Linked DNA regions of Homo sapiens: region 2 is linked to region 1. The links are chromatin contacts, found by Hi-C or POLR2A ChIA-PET in ENCODE. All regions are on one chromosome and are shown on one strand. Each heading gives the region's core, a stretch centred on a gene start or an enhancer-like site at or near the end of the contact. The rest is flanking DNA. Distances are from core to core; before and after follow the strand shown. Region 1 overlaps RXRA (retinoid X receptor alpha). Region 2 overlaps RXRA (retinoid X receptor alpha).

Region 1 (5,030 bases), core at 976-3,475:
TGTGCGCGTGAGCCTCTGTCTGCGTGTGAGCCCGTGAGCCTGTGTGTGAGAGTGTGTGGGTGCCATGCCTGTGTGAGTGTGTGCCTGTGTGTGAGCCTGTGTGTGGGTGTGCATGCCCACGCCCTTGTGTGAGTGTGTGTGAGTCTGTGTGTGTGTGTGTGTGAGCCCGTGTGTGTGTGAGTCTCTGCATACCCATGGCCTTTTGTGAGCCTGTGTGTGTGAGCCTGTGCGTGTGTTTCTGTGTGAGTCTCTGTGTGTGTGAGCCTGTGCGTGTGTCTGTGTGTGTGCCTGTGTGTGTGTGAGCCTGTGTGTGTGTGTGTCTCTGTGTGTGTGCCTGTGTGTGTTTGAGCCTGTGTGTGTGTGTCTATGTGTGAGATCCCGTGTGTGTCTGTGCACACCCATGCCCTTGTGTGAGCCTGTGTGTATGAGTCTGTGTGTAAGCCTCTGTGTGTGTGTGTGTGTGAGTCTGTGTGTGTGTGAGCCCATGTGTGTGTGTCTGTGAACATCCATGCCCTTGTGTGAGCCTGTGTGTGTCTGTGTGTGAACCTGTGTGTATGTGAGTGTGCACGCCTGTGCTCTTGTGTGAGCCTGTCTGTGTGCACCCGTGCATGTGTGTTCCTCTGTGCACATCTGTGTCCATGTCTGAGCCTGTATCTGTGTGCACCCATGTCTGTGTCCCTCTGTCCCTGTCCCTGTGTGAGTGTGTATCCGTGTGCACTTGTGTCCTCGTGTCTCCCTGTGCCCGTGCTGTGTCGGCATGTGTGCCTGTGTGTGCTTCTGTGTGTCTTGTGCCCCACACCTTCTGATGGCTTGTGCCTGCGGGTCCAGGTTTGAGACTGGCCACTGCCCGTGCTGTCCGGCTCCCTCCTTAGCTAAGGGTCCTGAGGGCTCGGGGTCCAGGACAGGAGAATGAGAAGCTGTAGGGGGCTGTGGAGGGCTGCAGGCAGATATATGTTCTAGAAAGACTTTGGCCATCGTGGGGATGGTGGTTTGGGGCAGACCAGTGATGCCACCCACTGACCTTTCAGCCAGTTCCCAGGAAGTGTCACAGGGGTGATAATTGTCCAGCCAGGAGTGAGGGCCGAGGGGCTTTAGGAAGTGCCAGGGAGCACTCTGAAGCAGTATGTTTTGGTCTAAGTGGGGCTCACGTGGCACCGGCTCACTGCCTGCCCTCTGGCCTACAGCGTGGCAGGTATCACCGACCACCCGAAGCACTCAGATCCCTTTCTGCAGGCACCCAGGCAGACGGTCTCGGTGCATGAGCCTCGATGCACGCCTCGGCCCGCAGCTGCCTTCTTGAGCAATGCCAGCAGTGCCTAAGCCACATGCCGTCCAGGCTGAGCAGGTAGATTGGATGTGTGAGCTGTGGCCCAAGCGGTCCTCCCTGGCCCTCTAGCTGGGGTGTCTCAGCTCCGGGAGCAAGGAGCCTGTCTTCTGCGGAATTCTGCGCCCTGGGAGAATGAGCTGAGCCAATCCTGAAGCCAGGGTCAGTCACACACGCTTTGGTGCGAATGAGCCTCATGTGAACCCTGGAAAGGCCTCGCAGGAAAGGAGAGGAAGGAAGGCTTCCTCTAATTGTGTGGATGAGGAAATTGAGGTCTGAGAGCGGCATGGCTGGCAAGCGGGGCGAGCTGACAGCCAGGCTGTCTCCTGACCCTGGCCTCGTGCCCTCACCTCTTGACGGCCCACCTTGGGGCGGAGTGAGAGCACAGATGGGAGGGTCCTGGTGGGGACAGGGAGAGGTGGGTGGCTGGAGCTGTGACCGCAGGCCCCGCCGTGGGTGGTGGTACCTGGAGTGTGTGCCCAGCACAGCATGGCACGCTCCCTCGTTCCCTGCACCCCAGTGCTGATGAGGAGGCCGAGCTACAGATAGGGGCTCAGCTGCTTGCCCAATATCATGTGGCCAGTTAACAGCAGAGTCGGGATTTGAACCCAGATTCTTGGGACTCTTCTTTGAGCCACTTCCAGCCTGGGGTTCTGGCGTGTGGTTGGAGTCCTGGGGGCTGCTAGGGTGGGGGGACATTCCTCCTCTGGGAGGAACCTGGAGCCGAGCCCTCCCTGCTGGCTGGGGAGGGGCCTTGCTTCCTACACAAACAACCAGGCCTGGCTGGAGCCATTTTATTTTTATTTCCTATTTTTACTTCCCCGTTGGCTCTTTTTAGCAACTCTGGGTGAGATAGGCCCCCGCCCTCCAGTCTCCACCCGGCTTCCTGGCCCAGGCCAGGACCTTGGAGGAGGCGTGGGCATGGGTGGCCCAGGGTTGGGCTGGCTCGCAGCTTGGCCGGCACACACCTGGTGGCAGAGCTCCTCTCTTTCTGGGAGCTCCAGGGCGGCTGGCCTCTTCCCGCCCTCCATGGGGAGCACCATGGGGCATGCATGGTGGCAGGGGAATGTCTTGGTGTGTGACTGTTTGTTGCCACCCCTCCTCTGGGTCTTGGCCTGAGGTTGGAGTTTGGGAGGTAGAGGCACTGGGCGGTGTGGTCTTGGAGCTGGGTGCGTGACTGGCAGCGTCACTGCCTGGGGCCTGGCTGGGCAGGGCTGGGCTTGGGTTTGTTGAGGCTCTGCCCACTACTGGCCTGGCCCCACTTGCTGAGGGTCCGCTGTGCTCCAGGGTCTGTGAAGCCCAACCCTGGGGGTAGGGGCTGTCAGAGCATCCGGCTAGCTGGAGCCTGCCTGTGGTGGGTGTTGCTGGCTGGGGGACATGAAGACCCCGAATGAGGAGGCGTCTCCCTGAAGGCGCTCTGCTGGGCCCGGGGTGGGGGCTCTCGTGCTGGCATTTGGTGGGTAGTGAGTTCTGAACTGTGAGATCAGGCTGGAGAAAGCCCTGGACCCACTGTGGATCCCAGGCCAGAGTGAGGGCAGGGGCGGGGGTCCGGGTCGAGGACTAGCAAGCCACAGTGCACCAGGTGCCCCGGTACCAGCTTGTGCCAAGCCCATTGCCCTCCCAGAACCCTGGGGGAGGGAGTTGCCCTCATTTACAGAGGGGGCCTGGGCTCAGAGAGGCTGAGCCGATCTTCAAGGCCACACAGCTTGTGGGCATGGAGGGGCCGATCCTTGCCCTTTCCCTGCCAGGAAACTGAGGCACAGAGAGCAGGGGTCCCCCAGGTGGTCAGGCCCCAGAGGCTTGCACTTGGGATGGCGTGCTGTGCGCCCTCTTCCTGCCATCAGCGGGGGGCAGTGGGTTGGTGCAGGCAGAGTGGTAACAGCAAGCTGTGGGCAAGGGACTGCTTGGGAGCTGCTGTGAGCCCAGGCAGGTGGTGGGGCTGCGGGGCTGCGGGAGGAGGCCCCTGTGGTTCCCACAGGGCCATGTGTGGTCTCCAGGGCTGAGATGGCTGGTGTGGGCCGCCCTGACCTGGTGGGTTTGGGGGAACCTGGCCCCATAGGAGAGTGGACAGCGCCGCGGAGGAGGCTGCCTACCTGCCTTCCTGGCCCTTCCTGCTCTGGCTGGCTCAGCAGGTTGAGCGCAGGTGGTGGCTGTGGCCCTGCCACCACCACAGTGACCTTCCCTTTGTATGTGAGTGATGTGGGTGGCATGACTGCGGATGCAGGCACGTGTGGGTGCTGGGGATTGTCTGGTAATCCTTTGATTAGAGGCCAGGAAACCCAATCCCGCAGCCTAGGCAGTGGGGGGACCTCCTTCTAGAGAGGCCCCAGCAGATTATGGGATTTTCACCTGCCCAGCCCTGGGAGGTGTCTTGGACCCAGAGCATTTGGCCTTGGGAGGTGGGGAGGGGGTTCCTGCCCTGGAGCCAGGGAAGCTGTCTGCGGCCCACAGTTCAGGGCCCCACACAGACCTTTTACATGCTGTGTGACCTGGGGCAGCGTGTCTCTCTCTCTGAGTGTCGACTTTCTCATCTGTGACGTGGGGTGAGGGCACTTGCTGCCCAGGTGGTTGTGAGGGTTGACTGAAGTAAGGCCTGTCCTTCAGTTCTTGCCTGGGAGCAGGGAAGGCCCTGGCTGGGGTTGCCTCTGAACCTCAGTGTCTTTGAGGGCTGGGAGGAGGAGTTTCTTCTTCTGGGTTCTGGGGGTTCATGCAGGATTGCCCGTCAGCATCCTGCAGCCCCTGGAATAGGGGGCGCTCAGTGTAGGGCAAAGGAACGTGAGGAGGGCATGAGTGTTGTATCTCATGGGAAGAAGCATTTTTTTGGGAGGAGTGGTTGCAGGGGCAGCTAGTTCTGGAACCATCCTAGGACCTAGAAATTGCTCGGGGCCAGGAAGCGAGACCAGTCACTGGGTGCAACCTTGACATAGGCTTGAGGGGTCACGTCCCCTGCCCTGTCCCCATCTTGCTCAGTGGCCAGAGGAGAGACCGTGTGCACTTGGTGGACTGCCACGGGCCTGGGGGCCTCGGGACCAACCCTCCATCCGCCCGTCCCCAGCCGGGCGCGGCACTGAGCTGAGGGAGCCTGCGTTCTTCCTTCAAGCAGAGGATCTTCTGCAACTGTGGGGAAGAGTGTTTCTTCCCGGAAGGCGGGGCCAGCTGGCTGGGTCAGCAGATGGGCTCCTCTGGCGTCTTCTCACCTTCTGGCCGGTCATTGGCCCTCGTGGCCCTACCACAGTGGGGTGGGCATCTCCCCATAGGCCCTCCCCACAGGATGCAGCCCTTCCTCATGGGGCCTGGTCCTGCTGAGGTTCCCGGGGGCCGTGCCCTATGTGGCCCTACCTCTGTGCCACCTCTCAAACCGTTGCCTCTGCCTGGCGTGTGTGCCTGCTCTGCCCTTCTTTTTCCATCCTTGTAGGCCTGAGTCCAGCGTTCCCTGCGCTTGAAGCTGGCCCCAGGAACCTGGCAGGCCAGGGCCCATGCAGTACAAATGTGGACAGGTCTGCCCCCACCCTGCCCTGGGCCTCCCTTTTTCCCAGCCTCCTCTGGCACCGGCATGTGCGGAGGCTGTGGTGTGTCTCCTCCCTGGGTGGAGGAGTGGGTAGGGGGCTGGCTTTGCAGCTTGGGGTCTATCTAGCCTGGTGTCTGGAGAGACTTGTGGGGTGCAGCTTCCTGCCCTTGCCGCCGGAAGGGGCTGAGATTGGGGTCC
Region 2 (5,030 bases), core at 801-3,300, 72 kb after region 1:
CCCTGCAGGGACCCCACGTGGAAACGGTGGCTGGGAGGGCTTGGCAGGCACCCTCCTCCCCGGCCTGCGTCTGGGTGCTGGGCAAGACCCCTTGGCTCCAGATGGGTCCTGAAGTGCAGAGCACTCCCCTCTCTCCTCTTGGGCAAACCACTGCAAGGCAGGCTCCCCGACAGCGGAGGGCAGGGCTGTTGGCTGCATGGGTGAGGCATTGCAGCAGCCCTGGAGAAAGCTATGGGGCCAAGTTGGCCAACACTAGGTGCCTGTGGCCCAGAGCATGCAGGATGGGAGCTGTCGGCTCTGGGGACTGAGCCCTCCTAAGTGTCAGGCCCCCTGGTGGGCAGCTCCGCCCACTGGCCTTGGTGTCAAGTGGTCCCTCGGCCCGGTTTGTGATCAGACCCCTAGAAACAGGCTGGAGCTGAGGCGTCGCATCCCAGTGCAGTGCTGCGAGGGAGTCGCCTGGGGTTGGTCCCAGGGCTGGCTGAAGGCAGGATGGCCCAGGTGCCCCCATGCGGTGACTCTGCCCCCGGCAAAGGCCCACTCTGGCTCTGGGGCAGATGGGTTCCCACCCCTATGCGGTAGGATACCACAGGCTGATAGCATCTCAGGTTGGGCAATGGGGCCTGCACGCGCAGGCAGCCACCAGGAGGGACTCGTTCCGCAGCATTCCCGGGACCAGGGGTGGGCAGAGGTGGGGGGACGTGCAGTGGTGGGTGTTGGCCCTCTGCCAAGCTGAGCCTGGGCCTGTTTGCTGAAGCCGGGGAGGGGGCAGGGGTTGGGGGTCCCGCAGGGACACGTGCTCTGATGGGGAAGACAGGCCTCACCCTTGGGGGTTCCCAGTCCGATGGAAAAGACCTAGCTTCCACCCAGGGTCGTCGGGGGAGACATTGGTCTAGAGGGGGCAGTGGCTGTCCCCCATTCTGCTTCCTCCTCCTCCCTCAGGAAGGCTGCTTCCCATTTCCTTCCTGCCTGCCTTTGCTTCCTGTGCCCACCCTCCAGCTCTGAAGGACTGGGTGTGGAAACAGCAGGGTCTGGCGTGTGTGCACCTATGTGTGCACGTGTGTGCATGTGCGTGCACTGCAGGGATGTGGCTGACCCACAGGTCTCTGCTGTGGGAAGGGAGCCCCGGCTGGGCTCGAGTGTGGCCCTCTTGCCTTCTGGCCTGTGAACTGGGCAAGTGACCTTGCCTCGCCCAGTCCTCAGGTTCCTCATCTGTGATGGGCTGGGGGCATCAGGAAGACCCCTGCGAGCTTGGGGGTGGATGAGAGTGCTGTGCGTGGCTGGTGGTGGGGTTGGAGAGCAGTGGTCACGTGTGGGTGTGGGTGTGGTATGTCTGTGTGGTGTATGGGTGTGCGTGTGGTGTGTGTGTGATATGTCTGTGGTGTGGTATGTGTGGTGTGGTATGTCTCTGTGTGTCTGTGTGTGTATGTCTGCATGGTTTGTGTGCACGTGTGTGTGCATGGTTCTCGTGTTCTGATGCCTTGCTCTAGGTTGAAGCCCTGGAGGGAAGGTAAGTCACTCCCTTTAGAGACTCTAGCTTGCTGTGTGGCCTCTGGCGCTGCTCTCTGGGTCTCTGTCTCCCCACCCTTAAGAGGAGGCCAGAATGGTTTGGTGGAGTTCGGTCCTGCCTGTCTTGGGCCCAGCCCTGGGCTGCACAAGGGACGGAGGAAGGACTCAGCCATTGCCACTACCCAAGCCAGAGGAGCCAGTGGGCCTGGGGATGCCCCTCGGCTCCGACATGCCTGCCTCGGAGCTGTCTGCCCTTCCCCAGACCCCCTCCCTCCTGCTTGACCCTGAGGGGCTGTGGCAGGTCGGAGATGTCCTTTGCTTCTGAGGGGCTGCTGCACCCTGAGTCCTAGGCCAGCTTGTCTCTGGGGGCCTGGGACCCCAGTGATGCTGGGGAGGGTCCGCCTGGGCAGGAGTCTCAGGTCTTCCTGGGAGGACTGGGCTGCGGTGTGTGAGTCTCCTCTGCCTCTGAGCAGCCTCCCCCGTGCCTCCACTCTGCCTCCTCCAGCCGCCACGCTCTGGTCTGGAGGGTAAAGAGGCTCTGTGTTTACAGACACCTCCCGCCCGGCCTCCGGCGCCAGCGGAACATGAGTCAAGCATGACTTCGTCTAGAAGGTGATTGTGCTGGCAAAGCATAAATCCCGGCCCCTCCTGCCCCCCAGCCTATAAATAAAGCGATCATATTTATAATGATGCTGGGCAGAGCTGCCAGGCCCTTCACAGCTTCAAAGTGCTTCACAAAACACTCGCTAATTAATTCTCGGCTGCCCTGGCGGAGGAGGCAGGTGCCAAGGAGCCCAGCTCCAGGCACCTGGGGAGAACTGGCAGCAAGGCCCCTCGCTCAGGGCCACCCTTGTCTGGGGCTCCCCATGCCCTGGGGCTACCTCTGAGCAGGAGAAAATCCCTGGCACCGGGCCGGGCTGGCGCGTGGGGTGGGAGGCTCCGGTGACAGCTCTGAGCACCTCCAGGCCCCCCGTGTGCTGGCGCTTCCTCTTGGAGCCATCCTGGGGGTGGGCGCTGTCATTTTCATCTTACGGATGAGGGAGCCGAGGCACAGAGAGGTCAGGGGACTTGGCCGGGGCCACACGGCTGCTTGGGCTGTGGCAGGCTAGCAGGCTCTGTGGGGCTGGGGTTGTCGGATCCCAGGGCCTGCAGCTTTAGGCTGCTCACTGTCTTGAGCGCTCAGCCCTGCCCCTTTGGCTCTCAGAGCCTCAGCTTCCCCACTGGGAAGACAGCAGTGCCAGCTATGTCTTGGCACTGAGACTTTAGAATTCTGCCCTTGCTGCCCATCCTTAGGGTCTCAGGGACCTGGGCCAGTGGAGGTGCCGTACCCCTCAGCTCAGATGCTGGCTGAGATCTGCGTGTGCGGGGGCTTCCTGCCCCGGGGGCTGCTCAGCGTGGGTGGGGTCGGCTCTATAGGCTCAGGACCCTGTATGGAGGGTCGTGTCAGTAGTGACCCCGCCCCGGATGAGCACCGCCCTCTGGAGGGCTCATGGAAGTCCCATGTGGGGGCTGACCGGAGCCTTCTGCAGCCTCTGCCAGACCCTTGCCATTTGCCCACCAGCCCTGCTCCCCATCCTGCCCCCACCCACCATCAGGTTTCCAGTAGGGCCAGGCCTGTGCATGCCGACTGCGGGGTCCCTGGCTGGCTCCTCTGCCTGGTTGGTGTATCCTGAAGCTGGGGATGGGCCTCCCCGCCTGAGTCTCCCTGTGTGGGCGGAAGTCCCTCGCTCAAGCCAGTGGGCCATGCAGGAAACTGTTGGCACAGGGTGGCTGAGAGGCATCCACGTGGGGCTGTTACAGAGCTGTGGCGGCATGAAGGGAATCAGGGCAGGACTGGGGACCCTGGGCCCGGGGGTGTGAAGGGAGGGGCTTGCAGAGCCCCGAGACGGCTGCTCAGTGGGAGCTGTAGCTTCAGGAGAAAGTGGCGGCTGACACCGTGGCGGGTAGGGGCAGGGAGGGTGCCACAGGCACAGATATGTTCTCCCACCGTTTGCCAAACCCATCTGGAAGCCAGAGGGTGGGAGGGTGGGATGGGACATGGTCAGTCCATGGGTGGCTGGTGCCTGTGAGTACCCCAGGTGTTCTGCCCACCATCGAGACATCCTAGAGGGGCTGGGATGAGCCCCGCCACAGGCCCAGAGAGGTGGCAGCTTCAGGAACCCCTCTGCCAGGCCATACCCTTGGGCCCTTAGGAGGGCACCATCCTAGGCCTCAGACCAGGAGGAGAAGGGGCCTGGGTCAGGGACTACCCAGCCCAGCACACTGGCAGGAGGGCACAAGGGAGGGAGGAACTGGCCCCAGGTCCATGTCTGAGCTCGGAGGAGATACGGTGGGAAGGGCATTTCCAGGGCGAGAGTGGAGAGGCCTTGACTGGAGTAGGGGCGTGGAGCTGTGCTGGACAGAGGTGGCCGCAGGACCCCATGGTCGCTGTTGCTTTTCTGGCTCTGCGGTTTACTCACTTAGACCAGTCATTTTCTCTCTCAGCCATAGTTTTCTCACCGGTACAATGGGGTAATGTGAGTGCCCGCCCTGTGGGGCGGTGTTGGGGTTGTTGGGTGGTGGATGGAACAGAAGGAGGTGGTGGGGTTGGGGACCAGAGCCCCAGCTCAGGACTTTCAGGGAAGGGGACGTGTCTCGGGGGAACCGCCCATAAGCCAAGTGGACTCTTCTATCCAAATTCCATCTGGGTCCTAGCCTGTCCCCCGGCACTTGGGATCCCCAGATAGGCTGACAGAGGGGCTGAGGTGGCTTCCTCAGTGTTCAAAGTGGACAGTCGAGGAAGGCAAATCCAGGTGGAGGTAAGCTGGGGGCGGGAGGAGCCTCATGCGCCTGGGCAGCCAGGGCTCATGCCTCAGGCCCCTTTGCTGAGCGCCCACCCCCAGGGCTGATGAGAGTCAGCTGACCGGAGCCCATGCCTGGTGCAGATCCTGCTGCCTGCAAGCATCGCTCTATTTTGTCATAATGCTCGGCTTCTGGTTCCCCCCGAGTGGCTGCTTCCTGGGACAGATTGAAAGGCATCTCGGTGCCCTGCATGGGGCATGGTCGGTGGAGCTGGGTGGGCCGTCTCTGTGTGGCCAGGGTGGGGCCGGGCGCCTGCCCTCCATTTCTGGCAGGGCCCAGTGTCCTTGGGAGGGGCGTGGGGTCTGCAGGTGCACGGTTTCCTGATTGCCCAGGTGTCTCTGAGCCTGTCCCTCCCCCGCCCCCCGCCGCAGGTTCCCCTTGCCCAGGCCCTCAGCCAGCACGGGTGCCCCTGTGCTGCCTCATGAGCGTGCTCTGCTCTGCTTCTGGGCCTTTGCAGGGATCGTGTCTCCAGCCTGAGCCATGATTCCTCTGCAACCTCCTCTTCCAGTCACATTGACACCTCTTCCAGGAAGGCTTCCTGGTTCTCCCTGAGTCCATAGACCGTCAGGACCTTTCTCGCCCCATGTTGGGGTCCCTGCTGCACTGTCTCCTTCCAGGCCCCAGGCAGGCTCCTGGTGTGAACATTGATTGGAATTAATGAGAGTTGGCCTCTGTTCTCAGAG

What was found. A loop is a pair of places that touch in the nucleus more often than their neighbours do. ChIA-PET counts read pairs that join two places held with the same protein, here RNA polymerase II (POLR2A). Pooled maps may share reads with other maps.
Region 2: a loop to region 1 is called in a map of endothelial cell of umbilical vein, with 4 times the contacts of the local background. The contact joins two enhancer-like sites. A Hi-C loop is called at or near these places in 17 of 168 maps with a recorded cell type or tissue (CD14-positive monocyte, IMR-90, PC-9 and 10 more) and 10 of 50 pooled maps. POLR2A ChIA-PET finds 5 or more read pairs at or near these places in 6 of 52 experiments (A549, A673, HEK293T and 3 more).

Annotation. Positions count from the first base shown.
Region 1 is chr9:134,339,371-134,344,400 of GRCh38, forward strand. All of the region lies in intron 1 of RXRA (retinoid X receptor alpha), which reads left to right. Among named protein-coding and RNA genes, the nearest start is that of RXRA, 15 kb to the left of the region's middle. RefSeq lists an enhancer at 4,977-5,030. Within about 2 kb of position 2,226, at least 20 of the 41 ENCODE cell types and tissues checked have a DNase peak (open chromatin) inside an H3K27ac peak, as active enhancers do; they include endothelial cell of umbilical vein, heart left ventricle, heart right ventricle and 1 more, where a contact is called at or near this core.
Region 2 is chr9:134,411,946-134,416,975 of GRCh38, forward strand. All of the region lies in intron 4 of RXRA (retinoid X receptor alpha), which reads left to right. Among named protein-coding and RNA genes, the nearest start is that of MIR4669, 35 kb to the left of the region's middle. Within about 2 kb of position 2,051, at least 15 of the 41 ENCODE cell types and tissues checked have a DNase peak (open chromatin) inside an H3K27ac peak, as active enhancers do; they include endothelial cell of umbilical vein, heart left ventricle, heart right ventricle and 1 more, where a contact is called at or near this core.